Regions from separate parts of the Mus musculus genome. Here region 2 is linked to region 1. A link is a loop called in an ENCODE intact Hi-C map of the cell type or tissue named here. Cell type or tissue: left cerebral cortex. All regions are shown on one strand.

What was found. Peaks named below come from ENCODE experiments on the same cell type or tissue, not always from the same donor. Only the 100,000 strongest peaks of a DNase experiment are listed, where the experiment ranks them.
Region 2: a loop joins it to region 1, with 7 times the contacts of the local background. A loop is called at or near these places in 4 of 42 quality-filtered maps.

What each region holds. Positions count from the first base shown.
Region 1 is chr11:102,860,981-102,868,980 of GRCm38, forward strand. It overlaps Eftud2 (elongation factor Tu GTP binding domain containing 2), which reads right to left. Exons shown (of 28, transcript NM_011431.3): 6 at 7,607-7,672; 7 at 6,866-6,901; 8 at 4,590-4,680; 9 at 3,728-3,810; 10 at 1,631-1,797. Among named protein-coding and RNA genes, the nearest start is that of Eftud2, 16 kb to the right of the region's middle. In left cerebral cortex, a CTCF peak has its summit at 3,502 (motif pointing left); DNase peaks (open chromatin) are centred at 3,494 and 7,229; H3K27ac peaks cover 359 bases.
Region 2 is chr11:102,734,601-102,742,600 of GRCm38, forward strand. It overlaps the pseudogene Gm39501. Among named protein-coding and RNA genes, the nearest start is that of Adam11, 23 kb to the right of the region's middle. In left cerebral cortex, CTCF peaks have their summits at 552 (motif pointing left) and 4,758 (motif pointing right); DNase peaks (open chromatin) are centred at 4,806, 5,233, 6,995 and 7,655; H3K4me3 peaks cover 439 bases; H3K27ac peaks cover 1,193 bases.

The DNA.
Region 1 (8,000 bases):
GGTTTTGAAGAGATCCATCAGCCTCTGAGAGCTGGGATTAAAGGCCTGTGCCACCACCTGGCCTCATGCTGAAACTTTCATTTCACAATTTTGAAGAAGCAAAACTAGGCCCTGCACACAGTAAGCAAGTGCTGTATGACAAGCTATACCCCTGAAACTTAAAAGCCATTCAGAGAGCTGGTGAAATGGCTCAGCGATTAAAAGCACTGACTGCGCTTCCAAAGGTCCTGAGTTCAAATCCCAGGAACCACATGGTGGCTTGCAACCATCTGTAACAAGATCTGACACGCTCTTCTGGGGTGTCTGAAGATAGCTACAGCCTTTATCGCAGCACTTGGGAGGCAGAGGCAGGCGGATTTCTGAGTTCAAGGCCAGCCTGGTCTACAGAGTGAGTTCCAGGACAGCCAGGGCTATACAGAAAAACCCTGTCTCGAAAAACAAACAAACAAACAAGCCATTCAGAAGAATCCAGGAGTGGAGGTGTAGTCCTGTAATCGCAGCATTTGGGGGGCTGAGGCAGGGGCTCAAGGATCAGGACGTCTCCTTGGGCCATCAGAGCTCTCCAGGTGCCACTGAGTACCAGCAGTGCACAGCCAGACTGCTAACTCGGGTCCACACTTGTCAACGTGAGTCTCAATCTTTTACCGTCTTATGAAGCAGATAGATGTGTATGGTGTGCACACGCCAATAGGAGAGTGGTCAGAAAGCAACTCTGTGCAGTCTGTCCCCCCCCCCCCATCTCTACCTGGGCTCTGAGGATTGAACAAGATACAGATAGGCAAGTCCCTTACCTGCTGATCCAGCCTGCCAGCCTTGGTGTTTTCTGATAGTGTCTCATTCTGCAGCCCATGTTAACCTCAAACTCCTGGCAATTCTGCTGCAGCCTTCTGAGTGCCAGGACTATAGGTGTGGACCATTATGACCACCTCAGGCATTCAAATCAAACTACTGTTTGGTGTGTATTCTGTGTATGTGGATGCACGCAGACAGAGAGACCAGGTGACACTTAGTGTCACCCTCTTATTTTCCACTTTAATTTCTGAGGTTTTGTGGGCAAAAGCAGAACATGGTGCACAGGCAAGACACCCAACGCATAAAACAAGCAACAACCCACGAGCTCTGGGGCTGAGAGATGGCTCAGAATGTAGAGCAGTGTTATTTCTCTTGCACGGGACCCAGGTTCAGTCCCAGCACTTACACAGACGCTCTCCACTCTCTGACCCGTTAGAGACTCTAACACCTTACTTACGACTTCTGTAGGTATCAGGCACGTACAAGGTACACATACATACGATCCATTCAGACACATAAAATCAACAAATAAACAACAAACAAAGCTTTAAATATGCAACCCAACCTAACACGGCTGGTCTGAGGTAACGGTGAGACTTGTTTAGATCCTATTAACAACAAAGCCAGAAGTGTGTTAAACAGCACGACTGGTTAAGACACTGAGCTGATAAGACTACGCTTGGAGTCAATCCTGTAGAAACCTGACGTGTACTGTCTGAGTTGTCCGACAAACTCATCAACACACACCAAAAAGTTGCTCAAGGGTAAAATTAAGATTTATAAAAGCCAGACTCTCCTAAAGACAGGAAATCCTCAGGGTCTCTGCAGGGTCTTGTACCTTATTAATCCATTGACCTCATCCACAATGTGTCGCAGCTTGTAATAAGCATCTGTTGGAGGCAGCTTCAGCTCCAAGATCAGCCGGTCGATTTTGTTGATACACACGGTGACTGCTAACCTTTCCTGCACTGCGTGCTTGATCAGCCGCTCTGTGTTCAGCATCACCTGAGAAACACAAGGGTCTAGAGGTGGTATGAAGAGCAGAGGGCACAAAATCTACAGCAGAACCAAAGAGAACACGCTCAGCACACTCAGTACAAGGGGGAGGACCTGGTGAAGTGTCAGCTGGAAGATCATGCCCACGGCAGATGCAGAACTGATAAGAGGGTACCTACTCAGCAGCACAGAGAAGCAAGTAAATACGACGAGGACTGGAGACCCAGGCGTCTCAGCACCAGAGAAGGGACTTAGAAGGCTAGGAAGAACTTATTGGATTTAGAAGTATTAGGATGAATGATGTACAATCTCTTTTTTCTTTTTGCTGTGATCCTAAGGATTAAACCCAGAGCCTTGTCTGAGCTACATCCCCAGGCCTTTTTAGTCTATTCTGACACAGGGCATTACGAACTTGTGTAAATCTGCTGTCTTCCTTCCTGCCTTGGCCTACAGAGCCATTATGACGACAGGTATCCGCCCATGCCTGGATGAATAAGCCATTTATTGCTTGTTGTCACTTTTTCTCTCTCTCTCTTTCTTTTCTTTTCTTTTCTTTTCTTTTCTTTTCTTTCTTTCTTTCTTTCTTTCTTTCTTTCTTTCTTTCTTTCTTTCTTTCTTTCTTTCTTTCTTCACTTATTTACTTAGACAAGGCCTTGGTTTGCAGCCTCAGGTTGCCTCGGATTTCTAGTAATCTTCTTACTTCCAAAGTGCTGTGATTACAGGCACACAAAGCTACATTCACTTTGAATGTCTGATGCTTTTAACACCCCTGTGCAGAAAAGTGACAGGTGTGTGGGTGTGCATTAGATAGTTGTGCTCAGTGAATGGGCCTAGAAGTGAAGGATCACAGCAGCAATGAGCACCCCCAGATCTTTGTTTCTAAATAGTGGTCTCCCCTATATAGGAAGCCAGAACTCATTGAAGAAATGGCTGGTGTTAGGACCAGAGCAGGGAAAGTGGAAAAAAACAAGCAAGTACTAAAACCCGAGCTATGTCAAAGGGTGAAAGAGTCAGCCACAGGAACCTGAGAGCCCAGATGGGTCAGCCAGAGTCTCAGGTATGAGGATATGCTGGGTGGAGAGGTGCACATCTTCAATCCCAGCACTCAGAAGGCAGACCTGGGCTAGACAGTAAGTTCTAGGCCAACCTGAGCCACACAGCGAGATTTCTTTTTAATTTTTTTTTCTTTTTTCTTTATGGTTTCTCGAGACAGGGTTTCTCTGTGTAGCCCTGGCTGTCCTGGAACTCGCTTTATAGATTAGGCTGGTCTCAAATTAAGAGACTCACCTGCCTCTGCCTCCCAAGTGCTGGGGTTAAACCTTTGCCAGTCTCTTTTTAGCTTTAAATTTACATTTATCTTTATGCGTGCGTACGTTCCTGTAATGGTGTGGTATGGATGTCAGAGGACTTTTGGAAGCTGCTTCTCTGCTTCTACCATACGTAAGCTCAGAGACTGATCTCAGGTAGCCAGGCTTGGCAGCAAGTGCCGTAAGAACTAACCTACTTGACAGCCCCACAGTGAGATCTCATCTCAGTAAAAACAAAAAACAAAGAAAGAAAACAGTCTGTAAATACTTTCCTACAACTCACAGGAACAGACTCAAGAGAACATGTTTCTAGTATAGAGATAAATCATACACAGACAAGAATGAGTTCCTTGTACAAGGTTTGACTAAGTCGGAACAGTATTTAATAAGGCGCCTCTGGCTCCCTCTGCTGGTGTCTCATGCGGAATGGTATGAATGAAGTTATTAGCATATCCAATCTTTCAGTTTAGAAACATAGACTTTCAAGTACAATCTTTAACTCTGAATGTCGCTTACTTCCCTAAACTTGGAGAAACCCTGAGCCTACAAACTTGCATGTGTCCTGGCTCTCAGAAGAATTAGTAGGGGCATGTTAACAGGGGACTAGTTTCTAAGAGCCCAGACAAACTTACCCCCTCAGCAGCATCAATGAAAAGGACCACTCCATCTGAGATGCGCAAGCCAGCTGTGACCTCATCAGAAAAATTCACATGACCTGAAAAGCAAATATCCAGCTATCGTTTGGTGGAAGGAGGCAGTTAGCTTCTAGGGTGACCCAAGGAACCAGTCCTATGAACTCCAAATATCCTTCTTCCTGCCCACAGCACCTCACAGTGTATAAACTTCTCCCATTTGAGTCCCATCCTGGGATTAAAGTTTTATACAAGTCTCCACATAGAGACGGTAAAGCAGTCGGCACACCAATTTAGTCTGACAGGTACCCAACAGTGCAGGAGCTATGATGATCTGGAGACAGGGGAATGGCAAAGGAAGGCCTAGGAAGCATGGCGAGCCGCTCCAGGCAAGGCACAGCTAGAGGACGGGGTGGCCGGGGCACCAGAGTGCCAGGCATGGGAACCTGATGGGGCACTGAAGGCAAGTCTGCCAGATCCCAGATTGCCCAGACATTAAATCAAACACTTATGCATCAAGTCAGCCCTTTCCACGAAAGAAACAGCTGGTGGCAGGGCCACGGCACCCTGACACACTTTGTCCACTTCTTTGGGGTTAGGTCTGACTCACCTTTATTTCATCATGGCTAGGCCTGGGGCCTAACATAAACTGAAATCAGTGTGCACACAAAGTTCCTAAAATTTAAAATTCCACAGGGTTTGTAAAGATGGATGTGACATCAAAGGCCAGGAGACTACTATTGTGTCAAAGAAAAGGAAACCCTTGAACAAGAATACAAACACCAAGAACACTCCGTACTGCGGAAACGGAACACAAACAGAGCGTGGACAAGGCTGTGACAGTAAAGGTCAAGGGGCCCACCTGGCGTGTCCATGATGTTGAAGAGGTAAGACTTCCCTTTGGTGTCCGGCAGCACCACCGTCACCGGAGTGCTCTTGATGCCGACGCCTCTCTGAAATCCACAGACAGATACTCAGGACTTATCCCCGACCAAAGGAATCCCTCAGCTCCTGGGGTTTATCAGCTGCTAACTGATCATACAAATGGTTCTCCTTGTAGTGGGTGTAATTCTTTCTTTTTATCTAGACCTCTGACATGATTTTTTAGATATCACACACACACACACACACACACACACACACATTTTTTGTTTGGTTTGTTTTTTGTTTTTAAGACAGGGTTTCTCTGGCTGTCCTGGAACTGGCTTTTAGACCAGGCTGCTCTCAAACTTACAGAGATCTCTCTGCCTCTGAGTGCTGGGATTAGAGGCCTGTGCACACATACTTTTTTTTACAGTGCTAGAGAATAAACTCAGAATATGTACATACTAAGCAAGTATTCTACCACAGAATTACATTTCCGGTCCCAAAACTAATTTTGGGGGGCGGGGCAAGGAATATTAGGAATTGAATATCTCACATACTAGGTGATCAATACCCTTAGCTCTGAAGTTTTATTTTGAGACAAAGTCTCACTAAGTTGTTCAGGCTGACCTCATCCTTGTTCTGTAACCCTGGTAGTTAGGCTTCGAATAACTTCCTTTCTGGCTGGCCTCTAACTCAGAGACCCATCCACCTGTCCTGCCTCCCAGTCCTGGGACTAAAGGTATGAGCTACTACACAAAGCTGGATTTGAATTTCTGATGGGGCCTTTGGAGTAGCTGGGATTACAGGTCTGTTCTACCTTGTACATCAGCAAGCAAGGTAATGTGCCTTAATCAGTATTGAAGGGCAATTAGTTAAAAAAAAAGAAAAATGAGAAGAGCAAGCAATGATGTAAGCTCAGAGGCCACAGACCCCAGGTTCTCACCTCCTTCATTGGAAACAAAGCAGGTGAGTGTCATAAAAATAAAAAGAAACAATCTGGGTTTAGGGCTTTTTGTTTGTTTCTTTGTTTGTTTGTTTTATGCATATGAGTACACTGTAGCTGTCTTCAGACACACCAGAAGAGGGCATCAGATTCCATTACAGATGGTTGTGAGCCACCATGTGGTTGCTGAGAATTGAACTCAGCACCTCTAGAAGAGCAGTCAGTGCTCTCAACCTCTGAGCCATCTCTCCAGCCCTTGGTTTTGTTTTTAAAGGAAAGAAATATTTAGAAGTTCTCATAGGAAATAAGTATTTTAAAAGGGGGGAAAGCTGGGCACTCGTACTGTGGTATACCATTAATGCCAACACTTAGGAGGCAGAGGCAGGAGGATCTCTGTGAGTTCAAGGTCAGCATGGTTTACATAGCAAATTCCAAGACAGGACTATAGAGAGAGACCCTATCTCACCCACAACCACCTTAAAGGAAGAAAGAAAGAGAGAGAGAGAGAGAGAGAGAGAGAGAGAGAGAGAGAGAGAGAAAGAGAGAAAGAAAGAGGGAGGGAGGGAGGGAGGGAGGGAGGGAGGGAGGGAGGGAGGGAAGGGAAAAACCTCTGAAACCCACAATGAGGCCTCTAACAGCAGCACTGATGAGGCTGCGGCAAATGATGTGGAGTCTGAGGTCAGCATGGAACCACTGAAAGAAGCAAAACCCAAACAAAACCCTGCCTCACTCCAACAGTAACTGTTACAACACTAACAATGCAACTAGGATGGCTTATCCTGTGAACAGTGGTGCTCTGCCTCACTCCAACAGTAACTGTTACAACACTAACAGCGCTACTGGGATGGCTTATCCTGTGGAACACTGCCCTCAATTCCTTTAGTTAACTTTGTGCACGTATGAGAGCCTTCCACAGAGTTCTTTAGGGAAAAAAGGGACAGATGATAAAGGAGGGGACAGATTCAGGCTGAAAGAGACAAGCGGCACACTGGACCTCAGCCCTTCACAGAGAAGCCCCTCCTGGAAGCAGATGGTCCCACAGGAGACATCTTAGGAACTGTGGGATATTGTAGAGATCACATAGAGTTTTACAAGTATGAACATCACCTCTCAGTATTTGTTGAATATATTCAAGGGCTGGGAGGCTCTGCCCCCGTACTCAGCTTGCCTTCCCAGTTCTCATTATGGAATGACAGAAAGCGGCAGGAGAGAAGCATAAGGCAAGACTAAATGGAGGTGCTCCGGAAAAGGCCTCCCCAGTCTCTACAAAACTATGGCTGGTGGGTCTGTGTAGGCAAAGTCTGATTTCCCAAGACACACTCACTTACCTCTTGTTCTGTGAAGAGGATGTCAGTATAGCATAGCTGAAAAACATTTAGTGATGTTAGCACCTGAATTCAGACTTCTCTCCCATACGCAGGCCATCAATCACCTCGCTCACCTCCTCCCAACTCCAGGCGCTTCCTCAGGAAGAAAACTAGACTCAAGACAGCAGAGTGTCCGCAGAGTAACTCCAGTCAACGAGACCAGTGCCCTCCCACATGGAAGAGGTTGCTGCATGCGTGCAGGGGTGGGAGTAAGTGGACACTGCAGTCACGAGTGGCTGGAGAGCCAGGCTGTACACACTGCACTGGATCTTAGGAGTGGTAAAGGGAGATACGTGCCAGCCTCAAGTCTCACACGTCAAAACAGTCAATCTGGCAGAGTCTGAACATTTATTGCACTGAGAGTTGCCGCCACAGTTGGCCTTGTTCACAGGCATTTAAATTTACCATGAAAATAACAAGGCCCAACTGACTGTAGGATATTTATAGAGCAGGCTATTAATAAAATGATAGAAAAGAGGAAACTATAAAAGTCAGGATACATCCTGAAAAGGGATCCCAAATGCAGAACGGATCACCTAAAAATAATGCAGGTTAACATCCTCCATGCTCTTGAGAAAGCTTACGCCTATTAATAGATTCCAATCACACAGCAGCCGTCGGAAGACACCCCTGTTGATGAGTGCAGCTGAGGGACCGGAGGGGCAAGGCATTCCCCTTGCGCTCAGCCCAAGTTCTACTTACGTCTTGGTCATAGCGCTTTCTGATTTCCGGATGCGTCTGTTCTATTAAACAATCTACGAAACAGGTCTGAAAAAGAAGAGATGGATAAGACCTGCAATTGTGGAAGAAAATCTGTGCCTTTCCCCCACACTCCCAATGCCCCATGTAATTTAGGCATGAAGGAAGGTAGAGAAAAACAAAGAGAACTATGGGACAGCAAAGGATTAACACAGAAGCCACAAGATTAGTTTTCAATGAAAGATGAAATCTTTCTTGGAAAGTCCTCCCTCAGGAAATAAAAGGTTATAAAAACCAGAGTAAGGTTTAATTTCCCTTTTTCTGTCTAGATGTAAACACAAGGCTCAGGCATGTAAGTGGATGGAATGACACAACGGTTCCATAAGAACATGCAGGG
Region 2 (8,000 bases), 130 kb before region 1:
ATACATCTGACCCTATGTGACTTCCTACACGTTATGAGAAACTTCTAACATATATGTTACAGATACACATTGTGTCTACAACAAGCCAGACCAGCTGATTATACAGTCAAAGGCATCCTTTCCAAAAGGGAAGCTGCGAGACCCAGGCTCTGGAGTAAACCCGTATCTTACTTCTTACTATATGCTGCTGATGAAACTAGGCTAGATTTAAGATTCATGAATGTGGGCTCTGTCTGCTGGTGAGAAGCCGCAGCAGGCATGTTCACGTGGGTACACCAGTGTGAAAGGAATGTGTGGCTGTCCAACAATCTGCCACATTCACGTAAAAGATGATTGATGCCCCATCCCTTCCTCCAGCACTTACTTTTGAAGAAGGCAGATGTGTCCTTTGAGCTATGATTTCAGGGGCTAGAGAGGTGGCTCAGTGGTTAAGAGCGTGTGCTGTCCTTACAGAGGCTCCAGATTCAATTCCCACACATGGTCTGGAGACCAGGCTGGCTCCAACTCACAGAGACCTGCCTGCCTCTGACTCCTGAGTGCTGGGATTAAGAACATGTGCTGCCACCGCCTGGCCAAGACGTATATTTAGTTATGTGTGTGTATCTGTGTGTTGGTATGTGCAGGTGTCAGACACCTCAGATCCCCTGGTACTGGGAACCAAATTCAGGTCCACTAGAGGGTCAGTGCCTGCTCTTAACTATGGAGGCATCTCCGCATCCTATACGTCTGTTTGGGTTCTCTACTTTTTGGCTAATGTGCGCAGTCCTATAAAGAACATCTAATGAATACCTGCCTGAGTGCCTGTTTTCTGTTCTCTGGTAATAAATACGTAGGAGTGGAACTGTTGGCCATATGATAACTCCGTTTAGCTTTTCAAGGAATCTAATAACCCAGGTGCCAGCTTTCCCATTAAGTCACACTTTTGGAACACTCAGTCTTGTGTTTTCAGTGGTGAGCTAGGACTGACTGGGGCTGGCTTATGAGAGCTGATACCATTTCTTTTCGTGATGCCGGTAGCTTCAGATCGGCACAGGGAGTCTCACTGGAACAGACACGTAAAGTATTCCTTGTGTTGTTCATCTGCATGTCACTATCTTTTCTTCCAACAAAAGTGAATTAAGTGTCATTATGCGTCAGATATTATGCTAGACAGGGGAGGGGGGAGGGGAAGGGAGAGGGAAAGGGAGGCAGTGTATAGTCTAGCTAGCATCATATAACTCATTATGTAGACAAGGGATCCGAGCTGGGAGTTACAGACGTGGTTCACCATATGTAGCTCGTTGTATAACACAGGAAAACAATGGCCCGACCAAACCTCTCTAATGGTCTTTCTACATGCAGTCTCAGAGGGTCAAAGGACTCAAGTATATGGCCTTCTGCTGCTGGGTCGGGAACAGCCATTCCTGGAGGCAAACCTGAGCTGTGTCTAAACTCTGTCCCGTTTCACAATGACGTCTTCTTGGAGGTTTTCAGTTCAGAACTGCTTTTAGTCTATTTAAAGACAGATTGATTCTGGAACTCCTGGCAGCCAAGATCTCCTTCCCCAGATCCTGATATTGACATTTCTACATCTGCTTTTTGGTTTTCAGCCATCTCTCTCATCTGATTGCAGGTAATTGAGGGTTTTCTAAGCAAAAAAACGTAAGTTACATTGTGTCCAGCAAAGGCAGAGAGGGTTGGGACAAGCTACAGAGACTGCCCCAGCCCCAGCGAGCCCAGAACTGCCCTGGACAATCTAAAAGAGGCAGGTCAGGACTTCACAGAATCCCCAGAGGTGGTAAGACCTTTGTGGGGTAGGAAAGTGTGTTCAGTAAACAAAGGAAGTAGGTCTTGGTGAGCACTCACCGGCAGCCTCTGGTTTATTTAGTCTCAGTGAGTACAGTGTTTAAGACTATTCTTCCATAGCCCTGGAGAGCAGCTTAGCACCATGCGACCCTCGCTCTGTTCCTTCCATGCTATGCCCTCCCCACCCCCCACCCCTGCCTTATTCTCATCCTTTTTGTTGGTTTTGTTTTTTGTTTGTTTGTTTGTTTACAAGATAAGGTCTACATAGATAGATCTGCCTAGCTTAGGACTCACTGTTGTAGACCAGGATAGCCCCCGACTCACAGAGCTCCATCTCTGCCTCCTAAATGCTGGGAATAAAGGTGTGTATCACCACACCAGGCTACCACATCACTTTTTATGGGGATTTTAGAGTTAGAAGTTCAGAAATAGTAGAATCCCTTGCAAAGCCAATGAGTTTGTTGGATTTGTTCTGAGCTGGGGTAGGAGCGCCCTTGTTTTCATAAACGGAGGCCAAGGCAAGGGTCCTATGCAGCCTTGAACTTGCTATGTAGCCAAAGATGACCTTTGAATTTTGATTTTCCTGTTTCCATCTCCCCAGTGCAAAGATTACAGGCATGTGCCACCACACCCGGTTTTATGCCAAACTGGGACTCGAACCCAGGGCTTGGATCTACCAACTGAGCTACGTCCTCCAGAAGGCCATCAGAAACAACGTGAATTGGGCCAAAAGGGGGCAGAGTAGATGACTCCAGGCAATGTGTGGTGACACAGTACTACAGTACAAACAAGTCCTACAAATGGTCAAATGAGCATGCTAGCACAGTGCAATCGCCCACAATTCACCCCAGAACTCGGCTGAGGCAGGAGGATCTCAAATTCCTGCCCATCTTCCCTCTTCAATGCAGCAAAACAGTCTAAGCCACCAGCTGCTAACGGTAGGCTCTGTGCTGTCTTCAGCCCAGAGTGAGGTTTAGCCTTTCTTTCCAGGTCTTTCTGAAGTCCAGGGCCATCTTGGGATTAGAGGCAAAGCCAACTCAACTCCGGAGCTTAGCAAGAGGAGCTCAGAGCTGGGTATGATAGCTCACACTGTGATCCCAGCACTCAAGAGAGTGAGGCAGGAGGATTGTCTCATGTTCTAGGCCAGCCTGGGCTGGGCACCCCACACACCGTCATCTGTAAATCCTTACAGACAGCTGCTTCCCCCTTCCCCTTTGTGAGAATCCAAGGCCCTTAAAGTTAAATGGCAAGAGAAGAATCATTAAAGTAAAGCCCAGATGCATATAACGGGGCGCAGAGGCCATAAGTCTGAAATCCCAACTAAAGCTAAAGCAGGAGGACTGTTTCAGCCTAGAAGTTCAAGGCCAATCTGAGTATCACAGTAAGTTCCACATTAAAAAATAAGTACATATATATATATATATATATATATATATATATATACACACACACGAAATGATATATAACATACATGAACATACATATATACACACATGTATATATACATGCATGAACATACTCACATATACATACATGTATGTGTATGTTCATGTATATGTCATACACACACATATATGAATATATATATACCACACATACACACACACATACATGATTAGGACCCCGGTTGGATAAGGGAGATGGTGCTGCCAGCATAGCTTCCTGGTATTCACTGCGTGAGTTTGTGGTGTGCACACAGCCTTCCTTGCAGAGACCATCCTTAGAGGGCACTCTCAGAGTAACTGGAAGAAATAGGAAGTCTCATTAACAGTCTACCCCATCTTGGCCTGGTTGACCTGTGTGGAGGCTGGGGTGTGCTTTCCTAGAGGCTGAGGTGGAGTCTCCAGGCTCTGCCCCTCCAGGGGGTCCTGTGCCTTCCTAGTAGGTCCCCCTTAGATGGCCAAGGGCTCCCCAAGCAATGAGTACCGGTGCCCGTCATGCTCTGGCCTCAAGTCTCTGCTATGCCACTTCAAGGAAACAGCAGTAGAGAAGGCTGAGGGAGCAGCAGCCTCCAGACCAAAGCCTGACCCTGGGGAGTGAGGGTCCCCAGGTCCTGTGGAGTAGAGCTTGGTGGCCTTGAGTAGGAATGTCACCTTCTAGAGGAGTGGTGGTCCTGTAGGCTTCCTTAAGACGGAAATGTTCAATTATTCCACTGCTCTGTAGGATGGGAGGTTGTGGAAAGGCAGAGTAGCAAATAGCCAAAGTGTGGGCTGTGGCTGAAGGATTAGGCAAGGACCAGGAACATTTTAATTAATACAGAACAGCTATTCCCCAGCTAACTTAATGGTTGTTATGGCCCCATCTTAAAAACGAGGAAGTAATCCTGAAGCTGCTGGCCACTCTTTAGGGGGTTTATTCTGTGCTAGGATTCACCTAATCTTCATATAGCTCTGCCCTGCTGGGGGAATGACAAAGAGTCATGCTAACTTTCACAGTCTCCAGACAGAGCATCAAGGCCCATAGTCCAGCCCAGTTTGACTTAATTGTCAATTGTGTGTGTGTGTGTGTGTGTGTGTCCTCACACTCTAAAAGAGCTGCTTGCTGTTGGGATACGTTTACCCTAGAACTGTTGTTATAGAATCAGCTGGCGGCAAGAGATCTTACACCCTGCTCCTCTCTGCCTGGGGTTTCCCCTACTCTATTTTAGGGGCTTGATCCAGATGGGATAGCCCCTGGGTGTGTCAAGATCTTCCAAGGATCCAAGAGATTGTAAAAGAATTTCCTGATCTGGCAAGAGGAGACTTCATCTCACTGTAGTCTGCTCTCTCTGACTTGACCTAGGCGCCCGATGGGTCTTCCACCCGGGGACACAGGCCTCTCCCACAGGTACCACCCTGGTTGTAGTTTACACTCCTTGGGGAGTCCAAAATGGACGTGTACTCATCGCTATTCAAGAGCATTAAACCGGCTTTCTGTGGGATCGAGAACAAGGTGCTTACCTGTTGTCACTAAATGCAGAGGTGACATTTAACCACAAGGTGGCAGACAAGGCTGGTATGATGTAGCAGCCGGGCTAGGTACCAAAAGCTTCCGTAGGTGGTAGATGACGGAAGCCTTCCCGTAGCCCCCGTGTCTTCTCTGCAGACGCACGTGTAGCAGCTGTGCTTCAGTCTTTTGTGTAAAAAGGCGCAAGAATGAAAGCCGCAGCTAGGTCATTCTGCTCCAGGGGGCAGCAGATGCTTCTCAGGGCAGCCTGTGACAACTCTGGTCATTCTGTCACCCACCCAAACTGGTGCTTCCTGTCCATTCAGCTCTTCAGCTACACGAATGCTTAGCGTCCGTAGTTCTGCACAGCCCTATCTCCCCGCTGTGGCTCAGTCACAGTGCTCAAGCGTTCACTGTGGCCTGGGCCAGGGGCTGCCTGCGGGCTGTCCTGGCCCCGATAAAATATGCAAATGTTCCTGGCTTGCTGGCCAGGAGCAGCTCTTGGCCTGGGAATGAATCTACAGATTGCACGGTGGAGGAGGGGGACTGTAGCATCTCACCACAGTCCTCTCCCAAATGCTTCCTTGGCTTTTCCTTCTTTTCTGGGCTTAGAACCATGCGCATCCCCATAGATAGCTCAGGCTTTGGTGGGGTACATGGCTCAGTGGTAGAGTGCTTGCCTAGCAGACACGAGGGCCCAAGTTCAATCTTCAGTAGCAGGAAAAAACTGAAATGGCTAATTAAATAAAGATAAAAAAAAAGAGAGCCAAGGCTCATTGAAGGCCACGATGTCTTTATCAAGCTGAACTGAGAAGAAGAACTCAACCTTCAGATCTGTGTGTGGTCCAATCTCAGACCACATCCAGACAGACTGCAGGACTTGCCTGACGCCTTTCCACAGCCCTGGCCTAGGAGTTTGAATGTGGGGTGGGGTGGGGGTACTTGCTTCTGCTTAATAGATTTAAATTCAGAATTTGGTAAGATATACAATAGACAGGATTGCCCCCAAATTCTGTTCCTTAGTCCCTGGGCTCTTCCTAATAGAAGCAGTCATCGGGTCTCCCAGGACTTTAAACACAATTTGAAAACGAATGAATAAGACCTCCTCCCCTCCTAGGCTCAGGTTTTTGCTCAGAGTGCTTGCTAACACACACCAAACCCTGAGTTTGAATCCCAAAACAAATAAACAAACAAACAAAAAAATGAAAATACATTTTTTCCTTTGCTTTAATACAATACAATCCTTTTGGAATTCTGGAGATGAGTTTTGTTATCTGTGTGCTACTCCCCAGGTCTTCTGTATTTTTTCCATTTTGTTTTTTGAGATTTATTTTTCATGTTTATGATGCATCTGTAGGTATGTGCGCATGCGTGCAGGTGCTGTAGAAGGTCAGAGGTCACAAGACCGCGGGGGGGGGGGGGGCGGGGGGAGCTAGAGTTACATGCAGATGTGAGTTGCCCGGTGTGGGTTCTGGGAACTGACTCTGCGAGAGCAGTTACACACTTAACAGCTGAGCCATCTTGATTTCAATATTGGTTTCGCCTCACGTAATAGGCACTGGGAATCAAATGTGCTGTGTCTTCACCCTGGTCCTAGAAAGTAGTCTGGATTGGCAGGAGCATCTAGAACATAAAAAAAGCTTTCACTGAACATGGTGGCGCATGTCTTTAGTCCCAGCACTCAGGAGGCAGAGACAGACGCATGGATGTCTGTGAGTTCAAGGCCGACCTGTCTACAGAGTGAGTTCTGAGACACCCTGTTTTGAAAAAAAAAAAAAAAAAAAAAAGCTGTCATGCGCTAGTGGGTGGAGGGGTCTTGACAGTTTTAGTTTCTCTGGGCTCACTCTCCTCACCGTAGCACAGCGCCAGTTCCCACCTGGGCCCGGGTAACCTCAAGGCATTTTTGCTCTGCTCTGCTTTCCTTCTTCTGGAGTGAGACCCCAGGATCATCAGAGGGCCCACTTTCATCATAGCCCCGGGAGGCCCTGCCAGGATCGCCCCAGCTCCCAGCCTGAGAGCCCAGCTTCCGCAGCCCTCCCAACAGCAGGAAGAAAAGGGAGGCGGTCTTGAAGCGGCTCGCCCTGCTGGGGCCCAGTTCCTTGCCCCCCACAGCTTCCTCACATCCTTTAACCTATTTTTCCCTTCCCTTGAGGGAACACGTCCAGGAACAGAGTCAAGAACACGGAAAGGTCAGTGTGGTAGCTTTCCCTCGTCTAATTGCAATCCCTCCCTCTATAAACACTTCCCCACGGCTCCCTCGGAGGCAGCATCTGCTCGCTTCTCTGTGGCAGGAAGCAGGCTCAGCTTCGGTTGCCCCCGCCTAGTTCCAGGGCTCAGGCCTTGGATCTCTCCGGAGACAGAAGTGCATCCAAGTGCAAGTGCAGAGCCTGCCCCGGGCCTAGGCTGCTTCGGAGCCAGGACCCCATGCAGAAGCTTGGCTCCTGCATCTTCTGGCTGCTCCACACCGAGGTTCAGTGTCCTCTTCCTTCTGATTCAGTAGCAGTTTGGGGTGGGCAGTTTGACAGCTGCCTACCGTTTTTTTTTTTTTTTTTCAGAAATGCCAAACTCTCTGAAACTGACAAACAGGCAGATTGATGGACTCTATCTCCCTGTTCCTCTTGGACAGTGGGAGCTGCTACTCTGGGTGTTTCTCCCAAAGCTGCTCTTTAAGTGGTATTTATCTGTGCCCAAGCAGGAGCTAAGAAAAGTTTCCTGGCACTTCCTGACACTCTCAATTCAAGGAATTCTATGGGGGACTTGATTTTAATCACTGTCTTGGTTAATTAGAAAGACAAGAAATTATCCCCCAAAAGTAATTAATGGGGCCGTTAACCGAGGAGAAAGGGCTGCGTTTTGCTTGGGTCCTAGGATAGCCGCCAGTGGAGCTGGGACTGTGGGTCTCCAGCAGCTTCTTTGGGGAATATGAGGCTATTAGGTCTGGCATCCAGCCTGCCTGCTCTTCAATGGCACCACTGGTTACTGAGTTGACAGAACAGGGCACACTGCCTGCGAGCCTTTGTAAACTGCCAACACCTAGCCGGTAGGAGTGAATCCCATGACTTATTGATCCCCAATTTGTCCGTTTGGTGCCCTTTCACCTTTGCCCTGCATTATCAGGAACCAGAGGTCACCTGTGTTGGTTTTCTACCACCCACCCTACTACTAAAGTCATAAACACTAGGGTTTGGTTTTTTTCTTTCTGATTTTGTGTGTTTTATAGAGTCTCGGCGTGTAGACTTGACTGGCTTCAGGCATGTAGTGGTACTTCTACCCTCTATCTTGCCCAAGTG